2 separate regions of the Homo sapiens genome follow, and region 1 is linked to region 2. A link is a contact called in ENCODE Hi-C or POLR2A ChIA-PET data. All regions are on one chromosome and are shown on one strand. The core of a region is the stretch at or near the end of the contact, and the rest is flanking DNA. Distances in the headings are between cores, read along the strand shown. Region 1 holds the start of NKTR (natural killer cell triggering receptor). Region 2 has its middle 3.9 kb from the start of CYP8B1.

The links. A loop is a pair of places that touch in the nucleus more often than their neighbours do. ChIA-PET counts read pairs that join two places held with the same protein, here RNA polymerase II (POLR2A). Pooled maps may share reads with other maps.
Region 1: a loop to region 2 is called in a pooled map, with 11 times the contacts of the local background. The contact joins the promoter of NKTR here to the enhancer-like site in region 2. A Hi-C loop is called at or near these places in 9 of 50 pooled maps. POLR2A ChIA-PET finds 5 or more read pairs at or near these places in 2 of 52 experiments (Caco-2 and H1).

What each region holds. Positions count from the first base shown.
Region 1 is chr3:42,597,574-42,603,893 of GRCh38, reverse strand. NKTR (natural killer cell triggering receptor) reads right to left here and starts at 3,208. Exons shown (of 17, transcript NM_005385.4): 1 at 3,116-3,208; 2 at 2,830-2,910. The coding sequence starts at 2,887. It also overlaps a transcript of SEC22C not described here. RefSeq lists a silencer at 2,905-3,114.
Region 2 is chr3:42,876,748-42,882,811 of GRCh38, reverse strand. No RefSeq gene overlaps it. Among named protein-coding and RNA genes, the nearest start is that of CYP8B1, 3.9 kb to the right of the region's middle. RefSeq lists a silencer at 1,453-1,502 and an enhancer at 1,541-1,835. Within about 2 kb of position 1,696, at least 23 of the 41 ENCODE cell types and tissues checked have a DNase peak (open chromatin) inside an H3K27ac peak, as active enhancers do.

The sequences.
Region 1 (6,320 bases), core at 1,959-4,458, 280 kb after region 2:
GGTGGTGGCACATGCCTGTAATCCCAGCTACTAGGGAGGCTGAGGCAGGAGAATCGCTTGAACCTGGGAGGCGGAGGTTGCACTGAGCCGAGATGGCACCACTGCACTCCAGCCTGGGTGAAAAAGTGAGACTTCGCCTCAAAAAAAAAAAAAAAAAAAAAGTTGTGTAAAATCCACTATTTAGTTAATATACTCAAAAAGTGCTAGTTATTTCACAAGACTGAACCATATGAAATTTCCAACTATCAAATGATTAAACCTAGAACAATGTAAGCATTGCATTTCCTTGTTTTATATGATTCGGCGTTCTCAAGAGTGCTAATCACATCTACACATCTATCACAATGAATTGCCTTGGATGTTGAGGAATGAGGTTCATTGAACATTTGTCAAACATATTCTGGAGATTTTTCACAACACAGGTTATGTGCAAATCTAGGATCTGAACATTTACTAGGAAAGGAGTACTTAACTACAGAAATTTTTATTTGTACTTTTTCTTAAGCTGTTTTTTTTTTTTTTTTTTTTTTTTTAGAAACAAGATCTTGCTCTGTTGACCAAGCTGGAGTGCAGTGGTGCAATCATAGCTCATGGCAGCCTTAAACTCCTGAGCTCAAGCCATCCTCCCACCTCACCCTTCCAAGTACAGGTGAGCACCACCATGCCTGGCTAATTAAAAAAAAATTGTTTTTTGTAGACAGGGTCTTGCTATATTGCCCAGGCTGGTCTCAAACTCCTGGGTTCAAGCAATCCTCCTGCCTGGGCCTCCCTAAGTACTGGGATTACTGGTATGAGCCACCATGCTTGGTCATACTTCTACTCTTCAGCAATCTACTATTTTTCTTTTCTTTTCTTTTTTTTTTTTTTTGAGACAGGGTCTCACTCCGTCACCCAGGCTGACATGCAGTGGTATAATCTCTACTCACTGCAACCTCTGCTTCCCAGGCTCAAGCAGTCCTTCAGTCTCAGCCTCCCAAATAGCTGGGACTACAGGCAAAAACTAAGAGAGCCACCATGCCCAGCTAATTTTTTTATTTTTTGTAGAGATGGGGTTTCGCCATGTAGGCCAGGCTGGTCTCGAACTCCTGACCTCAAAATGATACACCCGCGTCTGCCTCCCAAAGTGCTGGGATTACAGGCGTGAGCTATTTTTAATTCTTAATAGAAAATAACCCTGTTATCTAAAGCATGGATTCACTACAAAATAAAGATTAAGGTCCATCAAGGCTTTCTAGTAACACTTATTTAAAAAAAAAAAAAAAAAAGATCAATCAAGGCTAAAAACATTAAAAAGAGAGAGAAGGCAACCAAATTTCCAGGATTATCTCATCCCTTTGCTCGAAACCCTTTAATATCTTCCTACCTCACTGAGTCAGTCCTACAGGCCATTTCTTACTATTCTCTTTCCTCTTCTACTCCAGCCACACTGGGCACCCTGCTGTCCCTCAAACATGCAAGTACAGTCCTCCATTGTTTAATAACCAGGACGGATTCTGAGAAATGTGTAATTAGGCAATTTCGTCATTGTGTGAACATCATGGAATGTATTTAAACACACCTAGATGGTACGGCCTACTACACACCTAAGCTATATAGTCTATTTGCTCCTAGGCTACAAACCTGTACAGGATGTTACTCCACTGAATACCGTAGGCAACTTTAACACAATGAAGTATTTGTATATCTAAACACAGCTAAACATTAAAAAGTTACCAAAAAAAGGTATTATATATAAGACCATTGTTAAAGATAGAAATGTCATTTGGCGCCTGACTGTATACTACTCCTCACCTCAGGGCTGTGCTGTTTCCCTCTACCACGAATGCTCTTCTTAAATACGGCTCACTTCATCTCCTTCTGATACCTGCTTAAATCTCATCTTCTCAAAATGGCCTTGTCTGACCAACTTATTAAAATAGTATCCCAACTACAAGTCACTGTTATTTTTTTCCTAGTTGTCCGTCTTCCCCCCAATAGAATATAAACTATAAAAGGAAGAGGCCTTTGTTTTATGCGCTGCTCTATCTCCAGACCCTAGAACAGTAGCAGGCTCTCATAAGAATATGCAGAACAAGATGTTGCACAAAGACAACACATATATATATGTCTCCAATTAAAACTTTTGTCACGGATAACAAAAAAAGCTAAGAAAACAGTTTGAAACCCTGCACGCTCTGCTACTTAGAATGAAATAACTATGCTTTAGAAGGAAATGTTTCATTTAAAAAAAATACACTAACAAATGTCTGGATTCCCTAAAGACAAACATTAATGCTAAGTGCATGCATGCTGCAATTCTGCTGGTACAAAATGCTCTGGTTTATCACAAAAGATCTTCACTAAGCCATTTTCCCAGGAACCACGAAATTCTAGCTAAAGATTCTTAAGGAAAAATAGAGGCAAAATTAACATATTAGTGATATATCGTGATTAGGAAACACACAATATTTCCTACTAGTTGAAACTTCATAGCACCAAGCAAGATAACCGGAAATCGGATCGGGAGTGTCTGCCTCACGGAGACACTGGGAGAGAAAAAGTCCTCAAAGAACTGCACCTCCTTTTCTTGGCGCCAGGCTGGCTACGAGGACTCAGTCCGGAGATGCAGCGGGGTGTGTGGGGTTTGGCAGGAAGAGGCCCGGACTGCGAGTTAGGGGTGTGCCCAGGCCACCTTCCTCTCCCACTGATTTTCTCTCAAGAGAAAACGGAAAGTTGCCTGCGCCTCCTACCCGCTCCCAAAAAGGCCGGGGGAGGGTTGCTGAGGGTAGACCCCTCCCCTTCGCCAAGGCAGGCCTCGGCCCCAGCAGCGCTCCCCAGTTTCCAGCTCACCCGGCTCCCGGTTGATCTCGATGTCGAAGTGGCACTGCGGCCGGTCCTGCGCCCCCATCGCGACCGAGGTGGCGGCAAGAGCTGGGAGAGAGGGGGAGAAAAGCGGTCAGGGCAGGGGCGAGGGCGGGGGCGAGGGCAGGGGCGAGGGCGGGGCTGAGACGAAGTCCGCGCCACGGTGCCTCACGCCGGCCCGTCGCGACAGCGCAGGAGGCCAAGACGAGGCCCCCTCCCGCCCCGGGCCTCGCGGCTCCCACGCAGCGCGCACGCATGCGGGCGAGCTCTTCACCTGGCTGGCCTCCAGCCTGAGCGGGTCCCCGTGAGCAGAAGAGAAAGCACTGCCACTGCAGCCAAACCCCAACGCCGCTAACGGAACGCCGTCTCCTCCCCCAGGCCGGGCCTCCCAATGCCACGCTAAACCCCGCGAGAGTCGGGACAAATACCGCGAGAGTACAGTCTAGATGGGGGTGGTCAACCGAAGGTGGCGGCAGCGGGGGCGTACGCACGGGGGCGTACGCACGGGGGCGTGTCTGGGGAGCTCTCGAGGAGCCTCCAGCCAGCGCTCCTATACCTGCGCGTTCCCTGTTTGCCCCCCCCTTTGAAGTCAGTCGCCCAATCTGAAAGCCGTGGATGCGCCTGCGCCCTCCATCTCGTCAGGTGTGGCTGTGAGCGCCGCGCATTTTCCGATACCGCGAGACTTCTCTGTTTCCGAGCGCTGTGAAGGAACTGAGTGAATTGAGGCTTTGAGTTTTCGTTAGCCAAGACGTTGTGTTGCTCTGTGTTCTTTTTGGCCGGGAGTGGTTATGTCCGTGTCCTACTGTTAGGTCTTTTAGGCTGAAGAATGCGTTCCTTCCCGCTTTGGCACCAGCGTCACTGGCACCGTTTTTGTCCTGTGCTTACTGACCATTCTGCATCTTTTGTGAAGTTTCAGTTCCAGTCTTCTGCCCGTTTTTAAATCTGGTCCTTCGTGTTTAACAGTTCTGGATACAAATGTTTTGTTAGATATATGTATGCTCTGAATGAAAATCTTTTGTTACATAAATGATTGCGAAGTCTTTTTCCCAATCTGGGCCTGTCGTTTCATTGTTTTGACGTTTTTGGCAAAGAAGTTTTTAATTCTGATTAAGTCAATTGGTCAGTTTTATATTTTAATGGTTTGTGCTTTTCCTGTGCTAGGAAATCTCTGCCTACCTCAAGTTCTTGAAGATATTCTGTGTTCTCATATATGTTTTACATAGTCTTTAACGTGTAAGTCTATGATATGATCTAATATCATTAATTTTTGCTTATGTTGTCAAGTAAGTGTCAACATTTTCCTATTGGGATATACAGTCGTTCCATTACCGTTTGTTGAAAAGACTCTTTTTTTTTTTTTTGAGACGGAGTCTCGCTCTGTCGCCCAGGCTGGAGTGCAGTGGCGGGATCTCGGCTCACTGCAAGCTCCGCCTCCCGGGTTCACGCCATTCTCCTGCCTCAGCCTCCCAAGTAGCTGGGACTACAGGCGCCCGCCACTACGCCCGGCTAATTTTTTGTATTTTTAGTAGAGACGGGGTTTCACCGTTTTAGCCGGGATGGTCTCGATCTCCTGACCTCGTGATCCGCCCGCCTCGGCCTCCCAAAGTGCTGGGATTACAGGCGTGAGCCACCGCGCCCGGCCTGAAAAGACTCTTATACATTGAATTACCTTCGCCTTGTGACCATATATGTGTGGGTCTGTTTCTGGATTTTTGTTCCAATGATCTGTGTCTGAGTACCACACTATTTTATAAGTTTTTTTTTTAAACTATAAAATACACATTACATGGGCGGGCGTGGTGGCTCATGCCTGTAATCCCAGCACTTTGGGAGGCCGAGGCAGGCGGATCACGAGGTCAGGAGATCGAGACCATCCTGGCTAACACGGTGAAACCCTTTCTCTACTAAAAATACAAAAAATTAGCCGGGCGTGGTGGCGGTCGCCCGTAGTCCCAGCTACTCGGGAGGCTGAGGCAGAAGAATGGCGTGAACCTGGGAGGCAGAGCTTGCAGTGAGCCGAGATCGGTCCACTGCATTCCAGCCTGGGTGACAGAGCGAGACTCCGTCTCAAACAAAAAAAATCTATCTATAGATCTATAGATCTACAGATATCTAGATATCTATAGATCTATAGATATATATACACATTATGTGAAAGTTGCCATTTTAACCATTTTTAAGTGTACAGTTCGCTGGCATTAACTGTATTTCACACGGTTGTACAACCCTCAGTACCTCCCATCCGTCCACAGAACATTTTCCATCTTGCAAAACTGAAACTCTGTATTATTAAACAGTAACTCCCCATTTCCCTCTTTTCCCAAGTTCCTGGCAGCCACCCTTCTACTTTCTCTCTGTAAATTTGTCTACTCTAGTATTTGTCTACTCATATGTGAGTAAAATCATGTAATATTTGTTCTTGTAGGCTAGGTGCGGTGGCTCACACCTGTAATCCCTGCACTCTGGGAGGCTGAGGCGGGTGGATCACATGAGGTCAGGAGTTCGAGACCAGCCTGGCCAACATGATGAAACGCCGTCTCTACTAAAAATACAAAAAATTAGCAGGGCGTGGTGGCAGGCACCTGTAATCCCAGCTACTCAGGAGGCTGACGCAGGAGAATCACTTGAACCCGGGAGGCAGAGATTGCAGTGAGCCGAGATTGCGCCACTGCACTCCAGCCTGGGTGACAGTGCGAGACTCTGTCTCAAAAAAAAAAAAAAAAAAATTTGTTCTTTTGTAGCTGGGTGATTTCACTCAGCATGTCTTCCATTTCATCCATGTTGTAGCATGTCAGAATTTCCTTTTTTGAGGCTGAATAATATTCCATTGTATGTGTATATCATATTTTGTCTATCCATTCATATGTCAGTGGATATTTAGATTGCTTCTACCTTTTGGCTGTTGTAAATAGTACTGTTATGAATGTGGGTGTACAAATACCTCTTTGAAACCTGCTTTCAATTATTTTGGATATATGCCCAGAAATGGAATCACTGGATCATAAGCTAATTCCATTTAAGATTTTTCCAGGAATTACCATACTGTTTTCCATAGCTGCACTATTTTACATTTCCATCAGCAGTGCACAAAGTTTCCAATTTTTCCACATCATCACCAACACTTGTTATTTTTTGGTTTTCTTTATTGCCATCCTAATGGATGTGAAGTGGCACACTGTTTTAATTAATGTAGTTTTATAGTAAATTTGGAAATTGGGCTCACTTAGATTGGGTGTCCAATCTTTTGGTTTACCTGGGCCACATTGGAAGAATAATTGTCTTCAGCCATACATAAAATACACTAACACTAACAATAGCCAATGAGCTTAAAATTGCAACAAAATCTCATATTTCTTGAAAGTTTATGAGTTTGTGTTGGGCTGCACCCAAAGTTGTCCTGGGCCACATGTGGCCCCTGGGTGGCGGGTTGGACAAGCTTGACTTAGATCATTTCTGACCTGTTTCTGCACCTATGTCAC
Region 2 (6,064 bases), core at 447-2,946:
CCAGTCCCCCGATAAAAACCTTGGGCACTGACTAATTTTTGAGCTTCCCTAGTTAGAAACATGGCACATATGTTGCTGCGTTTCCATTGCTAGGAGGAGTAAGCTTTGTGTGATCTCTCCTGGCAGGGAGAAAGAACTCGGAATCCTGCACATAGATTCCTCCAGACTCCACCTATGTCTTTTTCCCTTATGATCTGGTTATGTATCCCATCAGATGGACAGGCAGAGAATTCTGGCTCTTCCTCAGGCAGAGGCTGGCTTGCCCGTGGGAATTCAGCCCACGTGGCTGCCCTCCCCACCCTCCCAAGGGGCTAGGGACCAGCAATCCAGTTGTAATCAATCTTAGTCATGATTACAACTGTATTCTGAGTCCTGTGAGTTCTTCTACGGAATCTCTGAACCGGGTTGATATAAGGGTTAGATGGCAAAATACGTGAATTTCGTGTAATATTAGCTCAAGGTAAGTTCTCAAAATAAGAATGGTGATGGTGTTGGTGGCGATGGAAATGATCAGCATAGAGCCATCCCCTGGCTAGAAGCTCAATGCCAATCATTCCAATTCCCACCCTATCCCTCCACCCTCTCACACTATATGCCCTCGTTATCTCTTGGCAAATTAGTGAATGTACAACCCAATACCTTTATAATAGCATCTCACTGCTGGCGAGTACGTCAAATTCAGTACCTCTTATTTTGACACATCAGAATAAAGGTCCAGAAGGGTAAAACAAAATGTTCTGGGTCATGCCATAAATTGGTGGAAAAGTTGGGACAAGAACCCAGGTTTGCCTTTTATGTCCTACACTGGTTCTACGACAACCTGGTATATGTGATTCAGGCTAGCAGTAAGCATAGTGACCCTTGAGTCAGGCTGTCAAGAACCCAGGCTGCCATGGAGGGGGTTCCTTCCCCTCCAGGAAAAACAGAAGGAACCTGGAAAGCTAGAAAGAAACAAAAAGGAGCCATACATAAGCCCTAAGTGAAACGATTATTACCTGCTCTAAAGGCAGGGTGAAATAATTTCTCCCCTGTATTTCCATTTCAATGGTACTACTTACTGCTGGGGGCGAGGCAGTGAGCAAGAGGTGGCACATACTGGGGGAGCAGTCAATATCATCCAGAATTAGAAAAAGGGGCAAACAAGACTCAGGGAAGAGCTAGTGCATCCGGACTAGAGAACCCACAGCGGAGAACCCCAGTAAAGGAACCACAGCAGATAAATAGAATCCTCAGGTCAGTGCCCAGTTGCTCAAAATTCTGGGCCATATATAGAATGAGAAGTCATGACATCAGACAGGAACATGGAACTACTAGGGCCCAGTGTAAAAAACTCAATCCACTGTCCTGCCCACCATGGAATGTGCAAATGAGGTTAGCAATAAAGGAGCTAACCCCCAAAACCCCCCAGGACAACCAAAATGATGCTCTTGCCGGGCTTATGCCGTGAAAACTGCCAGGGGCGTGGGCCGAGGGGTAGTGGTGGGTTCAGCGCGCGAGTCGGAAACAGCTGCGGTGGGGAAGGAAGAAAGCAGCGCCATCAGCACGTCCTCCCGTTGGCCCGGAACCACGCCCTTACTGGGGGCTCAGCCGCCGAACTGACACTCACCGCTCCTGAGCACAAAGAAGGTGCGAAGTGCCGCAGAGCGACCGCCAGAGGTCAGCAACACACTGCCTACTCCCCGCCGCGCCTCCCGGAGACTCCCTCGCTGAGGCTTCGGGGGCCGGAAGTGCACCCGCCCCTTTCCCGAGCGCCCGCGGGCCCTCTGGCTGTCCCGGAGGCCGCCTCCGTGTGTCTTTGGTCCTACCTGGCCCCCTAGCCCACCATCGTAACCCCGCCCCGGCCCCTGACAGTTCCCGGACCGAAGGGGCGAGGAGGGGACGTGCCGCCCGCTCCCGGTGTTGGCTTGAGTTGCTGGTCCCCAGCCCCTCGGGAGGGAGAGGAGGGCAGTCCCGTGGGCTGACTTCCCAGGGGCAAGCCAGTCTCCTCCCGAGGAAGAGCCCGTATTCCCTGCCTGTCCATCCGGCAGCCCTGCGTGGCCCCCGTGGGCTGGCCCCGGACACAAGCGTGGCTGGGCCGGCTGGCGTGAGAGGGGTTCAGTGCCACCGATGTGTCAAAGTCCTAACCCGCACAGAGCCTGCCGGTTCTGCACCCTGTGGAGATTCTTCCCCCTTCTCCGAGTGCCCTGGGCTCATTGGCCCCAGGGTGGATATGCTCTCGGTACCTTGGGACCACCCTGCTGCATCCCCTGACCAGCACCCCTCTTCGGCCGCTAGCACCTCCACCACACACAACACACATTGACTGGGTCTTGTGGTCCTCCAGGCCTCCGCTGAATCAGTGTGGCCCAATCAGTGTGGCCTTCCTGACTGCCACCTCCCTTCATGCTCTGCTCTTCTTTGCAGCATTTGTCACAATTACAGCCATACCGCGAAGATATTGCGGGTTGGGTTTCAAACCTCCATAGTAAAATGAGTCGCACGAATTTTGTTTCCGGGGAATATAAAAATTATGTTTAGACTATACACCATTAAGTGTGCAAAAGCATTATATCTAAAATACATATATATACCTTAATTTTTAAAAAAAACTTTATTGCTAAAAAATGCTAATGATCATCTGAGCCTTCAGTGATTCCTGTCTTCACCCTGGACTGATCAGGGTGGTGGTTGCTGAGGGCTGGGGTGGCTGTGACAATTTCTTAAAATAAGACAACAATCAAGGTTGCCGCACCAGTTGACTCTTCCTTTTAGGAAAGATTTCTCTGTAGCATGGAATGCTGTTTGATAGCATTTTACCCACAATAGAACTTTTTTTCAAAATTGGAGTCAATGCTCTCAAACTCTACTGCTGCTTTACTAACTTTATGTAATATTCTAAATTCTTTATTGTCATTTCAACAGTGTTCCCAGCATCCTCGCCAGGATTAGTTTCCATCTCAAGAAACCACTTTCTTAGCTCATCCGTAAGAAGTTACTCCTCATCCATTCAAGTTCAATCAGGCGATTGCAGCAATTCAGTCACATCCTCTGGCACTACTTCTAATTCTAATTCTCTATTTCCACCCATCTGCAGCGACTTCCTCCACTGAAGCCTTGAACCCCTCAAAGTCATTCATGAGGGTTGGAATCAACTTCTTTCAAACTCTTGTTCATGTTGATATGTTAACCTCCTCCCATGAATCACAATTGTTCTTAGTGGCTCTAAAATGGTGAGTTCTTTCCATAAGGTTTTCAATTTACTTTGCCCAGATCCATTAGAGGAATCGCCATCTACAGCAGCTATAGCCTTACGAAATGTATTTCTGAATACTAAGACTGAAAAGTTGAAATTACTCCTTGATCCATGGGTTGCAGAATGGATGTTGTGTTAGCAGGCATGAAAACAACATTCATCTCTTCGAACATCTTCCTCAGAGATCTCAGGTGCATTGTTAATGAGTAGTAATACATTGAAAAGAATCTTTTTTGTGAGCAGTAAGTCTCAGCAGTGGGCCTAAGTAAACCATGCTGCAAACAGATGAGCTGCCATCCAGGCTTTGTTTTGTTTGTTTTGAGACAGGGTCTCACTCTGTCGTCCAGGCTGAAGTACAGTGACATGATCTTGGCTCACTGCAGCCTCAACCTCCCAGGCTCAGGTGATCCTCCCACCTCAGCCTCCCAAGTAGCTGGGACCACAGGCATGCACCACCATACCTGGCTAATTTTTGTAGAGACAGGGTTTCACCATGTTACCCAGGCTGGGCTCCAAGCTCTGGGCTCAAGCAATCCACTTGCCTTAGCCTTCAAAATTGCTGGGATTGCAGGCGCGAGCCACCACACCTAGCCTTGCTACTTATAGAGTACAGGCAGAGTAGATTTAGCATAATTCTGAAGGGCCCTAGGATTTTCAGAATGGTCGTGAGCTTTGGCTTCAACTGAAAGTCACCAGCTACCTTAGCTCCTAAAAAGAGAGTCATCCTACCCTTAGAGGCTTTGAAGCAGGGCATTGACTTTGCTCTAGGAAAGTCCTTAGATGGTCTCTTCTTCCAATATAAGGCCGTTTCATCTACATTAAAAATCTGTTGCTTAGTGTAGCCATCTTCATCAATTATCTTAGCTACATCTTTTAGATAACTTGCTGCAACTTCTTCATCAACACTTGCTGCTTCACGTTGCACTTCTATGTTATAGAGATGGCTTCTTTCCTTAAACCTAATGAACCAACCTATGCTACCTTCAAACTTTTCTCCAACTGCTTCCTCATCACTTTCAGCCTTCATAGAATTGAAGAGAGTTAAAACATTGCTCTGGATTAGGCTTTGGCTAAGGGAATGTTGTAGCTGGTTTGATCTATGCAGGCCACTAAAACTTTCTTCATATCAGCAATAAAGCTGTTTTTCTTATTATTCATGTATTCACTAGAGTAGCACTTCTAATTTCCTTCAAGAAATTTTTTCTTTTGCATTTACAACTTGGATAACTGTGTAGTGCAACAAACCTAGATTGCAGCCTATCTTGGCCTTCCTCACTAAGCTTAATCATTTCTGGCTTGTGATTTAAAGTGAAATTTAAAGTGATTTAAAGCGCAGCTCTTCCTTACACTTGAACACTTAGATGCCATTGTAGGGTTATTAATTGGCCTAATTTCAAAATAGCTGTGTCTTGGGAAACAGGAAAGCCCAAGGAGAGATAGAAAGAGGGGAGAACAGCTGGTCAGTGGAACAGTCAGAATACACACAACATTTACCAATTAAGTTTGCATCATATATGGGCCCAGTTCATGGTGCCCCAAAACAATTACAGTACTAACATATCACAGATCGCCATAACAGCTGTAATGATAATAATGAAAAAATTTGAAATATTGTGAGAATTACAAAATGTGACACAGAGACACAAAGTTAGCACACACTGTTGGAAAAATGGTGCCAATAGTTTTCCTCAATGCAGGGTTGCCACAAACCTTCAATTTGTAAAAAACATAGTATCTGTGAAGTGCAATAAAGCAAAGCACATTAAATGAGAAATATGTGTATAATTACTTTGGGCAGTGATTTAATATCTTTCTCCCTCCATTAGACCATAAACTGCAAGAGAGCAGGGACTGTGTCTATCTCATTCATGATTATAATCCCAGATCGTAGCAACATTTCTGCCAGTAAGTGCCCAATAAATATCTAGTGAATGGATAGATGGGGCTTCTCCAAGGAAGGAGGGAATGAATAGATGAGTGTGGGTTAATGAATGAGGTAAGAATGAATGTGAAATAATGGTTCATCCATTAAAAACTAGGGGACACGGTTCAGTTCATTGGATTTGGCCCAGTTTCAGACCGAATTCTAAGGTTGAGGAGAGTTGATGATGCCAAGTACTGTGGTGGTCCTGAACAATTAAAGAGGGATTCTGGGAAGCAGAGTGTGGACAGTTCCAACTCCCTGCCAAGGGGAAGCTCATAGGCAAAGGAAGCTCACTCCAGAGGGGATATGGAAGTTCCATACCCTCTTTTGTCTGAAGAGCCGAAGTCCCTGTTCTCAGGTCGTTAGGAAGTTAAAAAGTAATTTGGAGGTTATCAGAACTGATTGAATTGAGTTTGAACCTCACCTATAGCAACAATGGGCCAGGCTGCTTGACTAATGCCTTGGCGTCAATGGTACAGTTTTCTCCCTCTTGAGCTGCTGGCAGGGACCTGGGCTGACATGTCTCAGAAGGCCCTTAGTCAATGATTAGCTTATCTCAAGGCCCCAAGCCAGGGCAGCTGTCAAAGAGGGTCCCCACTGCGTTCTGCACCTAGATCCTCATTGTGAAATGAAGTATGAAGTGATTGAGTGAGGTCTCTATTGTCTCTGACATTTTACAATTCCAGGATTCTGCCTTCTTGTCAGAGAAGTGTATAGGCAAGCAGTTGGGCAGGTGAGAGGGCTCCGGGTGAGAGGCTCAGAGACTGAGGGCTCAGCCTCTGCTTGAAGAGTCATCATCTGGGAGGCTCTGTGGCCTCCTCAGATGAGTTCATTCACACTCATACCCCAAGATGGAGTCAACACCCCCTCCACCATCTCAGCCTTCTCAGCATCTAAAGCCCCAGCAT